Linked DNA regions of Homo sapiens: region 2 is linked to region 1. Evidence: chromatin loops called from intact Hi-C (ENCODE). Cell type or tissue: A673. All regions are shown on one strand. Links, peaks and the distances in the headings refer to the core of each region. The heading gives the core; the rest is flanking DNA.

Evidence for each region. Peaks named below come from ENCODE experiments on the same cell type or tissue, not always from the same donor. Only the 100,000 strongest peaks of a DNase experiment are listed, where the experiment ranks them.
Region 2: it touches region 1 in a loop (2.1-fold over the local background); 4 of 110 quality-filtered maps call a loop at or near these places.

What each region holds. Positions count from the first base shown.
Region 1 is chr1:98,173,357-98,176,283 of GRCh38, reverse strand. The region is part of intron 1 of LOC124900404 (a long non-coding RNA gene); the gene reads right to left. Among named protein-coding and RNA genes, the nearest start is that of LINC01776, 36 kb to the left of the region's middle. In A673, for the core only: no CTCF peak of the experiment used is centred there; no DNase peak of the experiment used is centred there.
Region 2 is chr1:98,118,554-98,121,480 of GRCh38, reverse strand. The region is part of intron 1 of LOC124900404 (a long non-coding RNA gene); the gene reads right to left. Among named protein-coding and RNA genes, the nearest start is that of MIR137HG, 70 kb to the right of the region's middle. In A673, for the core only: no CTCF peak of the experiment used is centred there; a DNase peak (open chromatin) is centred at 1,480.

The sequences.
Region 1 (2,927 bases), core at 246-2,745:
CACTTAAGGTACACCACTGAAGAATAAGTTTCCTGTAGGCATATGACTTATGGATACAGTCTTATTCCCTCATATTTGCATTTTTTTAAATGAAAGTTCTGTATAAGCATTGCATACTGAAAGATCTAAGGAATAATCAACCAAACAAAAGCCCCACATGAATGATGCAAGTAATTAAATGAACTGAAGAATTTTACTGTAAATATGAGGATGCTCTATATTACTGTTGGGGAAAATCAAGGCTCTTAACCTTTCTATTTAGGGATGTTTCATAAGTAAATTTCCACCTAAGCTACCAAGAAAGCTGGGCATCAGAGAAGAGGCAGAAAAACTAAGGAGACTCAGAAGAGACAGGATTCACAGGAGTCTTTTCTCTTGAGTAGCGTGGCTGTGCCTACATTTGTTTCACATTCTATCTGCCTCCCTTCCGAAGCTCAAGTTCACAAAGTGGGCATGGGATTACCAGAATATTTGAGCTATTGAACATGAAAATGAGGTTCAGGAAACAGGTGATTCCAAGTGTCCCACCAGTGATAGGATGGAAACATTCCTCTCCATAGGTAATAATACCATCACTAATTAAATATTTTCCAGCTTGCTTTCACATATTTAACGCAACATTTCTATCTCCAACATAGCGAAAATGGATATCATTAAGTACTTACCATGTGACTAAGAAGACTAGCAACTATAACTTTATGAAAGGATTCTTCATGTACTTATATGAAAAGAATGCCTACTTTGTTTCCTCTGAGCCTAGCCAATCTAAATTTACCTTCTTTCTGCACTAACAATATTTTCTTATTAGAGGAAAATTCTATTTCCAGTAGACCTCTCTTTCACAATGTGGAAGTCCACAGTTAACATATATAGTAAGTGTACCTTTCTTAAAGGAAGTTTCCCACACAACTTGGTCTCTGTCAACAGGCCACAAAAAATAACATAGTGTTAATTAAGTTTAAAAATGTTCTTTCCATTTTAAGACTAATTAGCATATAGCACTTTCATCAGGTTTATTGAAAATTTATACCAGAGAATTAGCTTCACGGAACATTGCTTCATGGCATAGAAAACCCCTCCTCCCATAATTCTCCAAATGCAATGCATGGATTTAATTAGTTGTTATCAAATAGAATAAACTTAGAATGCTTTAATTCCTGCCACTTACTTCCATCTTCTATGTTAAAGATTTTAGTTCTATTTTGTTAAAAAGAATTCCCCTCAAATTAGTCTTCATGCCATAGGGGTTTATGAGGATGACTTCAACTGCTGTGTTCTGAATTGACAGCAATATTTCTGGGGAGAAGCAGTCAGGTTTGCAACAGGAAGCTATTGCAAAATTCCAGGTCAGAGATAATGGTGGCGTGGGCCAGGATGAAAACAACGGAGGTGGTTAAATGCATTTGGATTCAGGATATATTTACTAGGTAGGCCTAATAGGTTTCACTAATTGGATACACAGTGTGTGAGAAAGAAAGAAGTCAAGCATGAGCCTAAGGATTTTTGGCCTGAGTAATGGGAAGGATGGTATTAGTGAATTGGGAAAGATTGAAGAGAATAGTGGGAGTTGGGAAGGTGAAGTACAGCGACTGAGAATATGCTAAATACCTCTGTTCAATATCTAGTAGACATGTTAAAACTTTAATCTTGGGAGTTGCCAAAGGTAGGTGGAATTTTAAATCATGAGTCTAAGTGTCATTAAGGGTGAAGCAATAATCAGCTTCAGTGAATCAAGAGACTGACCAACAATAACTGGACTCAGCAGTTATAAAACTCTTCCGAGGAGTTCTGCTAAAAAGAGGGCATTATAAGGAGGAAATCTGAAGGTCAGGAGAAGTTAGGAGAATTCTTTTTTTTTTTTTTTTTGACAGAGTCTTGCTCTGTCACCCAGGCTGGAGTGCAGTGGCATGATCTCTGCTCACTGCAACCTCTGTCTCCCATGTTCAAGCAATTCTCCTGCCTCAGCCTCCTGAGGAGCTGGGACTACAGGCATGTGCCACCATGCTTGGCTAATTTTTGTATTTTTAGTAGAGATGGGGTTTCACCATGTTGGCCAGGCTGGTCACGAACTCCTGACCTCAAGTGATCCACCTGACTCGGCCTCCCACAGTGCTGAAATTACAGGCATGAGCCACTGCACCCAGCCAAGAATTTTTTTAATCGATTGAGATATATAAGTATATCTGATGCTAATGAGCATGATTCAGTAGATAGGAAAACCTGGTATTGCAGGAGTGAGAGAAGATAACTGAGTCAATGAAAGGAAATGGGACAGGTGCACATGGGCAGGAAGGAGTGGGGACGGTGGAGCTTTTTCCTGTGTAGCAGCATGTTTAGTACACCTTCAATAAGAGGAGAAAAGAAAGCATATGTATGTACACATGCTGCTAAGTGGGTAAACACAGTCAAGAGAGCTTGTGTCCAATCTCTTCTAATTACTTCCCTTTTCCTATTAAATCATCAGTTGAGACGTAGGCAGAGGAAGAAGTTTGAGGGTGGTTGAGAAGGTATGAAATTTTCTTCCAGTGGATAGAAAAGCAAATAATTGGGGGAAGGTTATAGAATTTGATGGAAACCAATTGGACCCCATTTGAAATTAGTTTTCATGGATTTGATATGAGACAACTTAGTATGGCAGGATGTCTTCGTCTATGTGCAACACACTCCACACCTGCAGGAGCTGACCAAGGAAGGAGTGGATTAGGCCATGACTGGGCTATTGCCAAGTATGTACAAATAAAGCAAGAAGATCATGAAAGTTAAGGATTATGGGTAAAGTATTGAGTCTACTGTTCCATTATGAAATTTAGAATATGTACAAGGTAACTTGAGAACATGACAGGGCTGAGAGATAGTGCAAATATGGTAAGATCAATGGATTATGGGTTCTGCCTGGGTTGAGGGATTATTGAAGTTGAGATACCAGA
Region 2 (2,927 bases), core at 329-2,828, 55 kb after region 1:
CCTGCAATTCTTGATATTAATATAACCATAAAGCTATAAGTACAAGCATAAAGATAAAAAGTATGCCTTAAATATATAAAATATCTAAATATCTCAAAACTACAGCTCTAAAATATCATTGGGACTTTATTCATTCTACAGGCAAAGTGAAATGTCTCTTACTCTTATAATGCTTAGGGAGAAGGTTTAGTGTGGAATCTTCAGACTTGGGAAAGAATAGGCCTGAATCTGGCACATTATGAAACCCCATAGAAATAGTTCTTTATATTCAGCAAATGCTTCCTTCTGTGTCATTTTTTGCTTATTTTCCCCTAAACCAATTGATTCCTCTCCAGTGTCACTGAACAGTCTCTGTCAGGGTCTCTATCTTTGTCTCTATGTTACACACACACATGCAAACACACATTCACACACATGGACAGGTTTATTGAGACTTTGACATCTTGTCTTATGAACAAATGAAGTGCTGCTTTACTGTATGGCTCACCAAACAGAAAAGCAAAATGCAGTTATTACTTATACGTTTATATACATAATACTCACTGGAACTCCAGTGTAGTACAAAGAATGGTATCTTTCTTAGAACATTGAATGGTTTATGAGGTAACACACCTGCCAAGATTACTGAGTATGGAAGCTTAGAATCTGAAGTTATCATTAACATCACCAAATCCAAACTTCACACTTAAAGATGGAAAAGCTGAGGCCCCTAAAGGTCATACAACATTACTAGGGTGATAATACTTCATTATAGATTATAAAGGCATTCGAATTCTGCCAGATTCCTTTAACACAGGATTAATAGCATGCTCTTTAGTCTCCCTTGTAGATGGGTAAGCCAAGAGGGATCATATTTTGGGACTCTCAGCATTATTAGAGTTATTCTTTTGGCTGGATTAATATATCTTTCAAATTGTGATATTTGGAGCAAGAAACACCAAAAAATCATTAATGACATCACCACCCATGTATACTAAGTGCTGCTCAGCTAAAATTAGGTTTGTATTTGTAGAAAACGGCAGGAAAAAATATCCTTTTGGCTATTTGCATAAGCACATCTCAAAGACATTGTGTAGGAAGCAGATCATTAGGAGTCTATAGCTGTAAACACTGCATGGCCGTTAAAGTTGTCAGAATTGGCACTGGATTTTTCTTTATATTTCAAAGACTTTATTGTCAGAAGTATAGTACTAGAGGAGTATGTAACTTTTTCTACCTTCCCACTTCCAGTAATGGAAAATATATGCAAATACGCCAAGCATAGTTAATTTTTTAAAGAAAATAAAATTAACACTTCAATTGGGTAACATAAATTCCAGCTCTGTTTATTCTGGATAAATAAAAAAATTAAATTATATATTACTGATAAATATAATAAAAATAAGATACAATCTGGGAGTAGCTAGACGGGTGTCACCAGGTTCTCAGGTTCAGGAGAGAGAAAAACATGTCAAAGCTGGCAGATGGTTCAGAACCTTGGACAGTTGCCCAGTAGCTGTTGCCACTGCTGAACTTCCCAGCCCCACCAAAATATGGTTCTCCTGACTTAACAAATATTTAGCAGTTTGTAGTCTATTAGGATTGCTGTAGATGGTGTGTTAGTGGCCCCAGAAGAGACAAGACCAACTGTCAAATGTATGTTAACTTTAAAGACACTCTGAATGCAAGATTTTTAATCATCTGAACATTTATATCTTATTTCCATTTTCATAATATTTTTTATGATAGCCTAAAGGAAAAAACCTGAGATCAGCTGCATTTCTGGAAAAGTGTACCAGCAGCACCAAAAAATAATATTTTTATTTGAGACATTTTGCTCTTCACAGATAAAGGGAACTCTTAATTGAAATGATTAAATAGTTTCTTATGTTTAAATTCACTCTGCAATGTCTTTGCAAAGAAGCATTTCAGAACACACAGTATAGAACACTTAATTTAATTACAAGGTTAAAAATATTCAAATTCATTTATTTAAACTGCCTAATACAGATCATATTTAGAAAAACCTACACCATGGATTCAGGAGCGCATGAGAAACCACTTCACTTGCCAGCTGGTTTTGGTGGCAGTGCAGATTACATTCATGACAGAACTTGAACCTTGTCAGAAATAAGAGATTTCAACATTCTCAGGCAACATCCATAAATCTTTTGCAAAATCCAGCAACTAAAGATAGGCCAGCAGCTATTCTTTTTTTCTATTTTAAAAAGAATGCCTACATATTTAATTAACAAATATAGGATATGAATGGCCTTCGAAACATACAACTTCAATCACAATAGGATTGTTGTTTCATTCAATATGTCCCTTATCTCTGCAGGTCTGGCTGTGCCTGGAAAATATAAAATCACTGCATATAAGCTTTGTAAACAAAAAAATTACTGTCTGAAAACTCTATACTGTATGAATATTGTTACAACAAAGGCTTCCTTTGGTTGACTTAATATACTATTTTAGCCTAATAACATTGGGTGTGCATTTCTTCCAACTAATAAAATTTATTTAACCAAGTGATTCTCTTCATTTATAATTTATTTGCATTTTATTAATTAACTTTTTGAAGAGTTGGCAGCCAATCTACCACAATATTTTTTAAAAGGCTGAGGGCTCTCTGCAGGCTTTGGTGTTAACATTAAATGAGGGAGCCTATCCTCATCCTTTGTCCCAGTCTAGTTCTAGTATCTTCAGATTTACACAGTCTATCCTACACTGGAAGAAGCTGGGCCCAGGATAAATCTGGAGAGTTCATTACAGACTGGCAATGTCTCCAAGAGCACTCTCCATTTCCACATCAGTCTGAGAATTCCTGAAGCCCTCTGAGAGGATAAACCAATTTTGAGGACCAGCTTTGATTATAGCTCACTTTGTAGCTTACCTCTTCCTGTACAAGAAAGGCTTGAACTGATTATTGTTCTTCATCCAAAAGG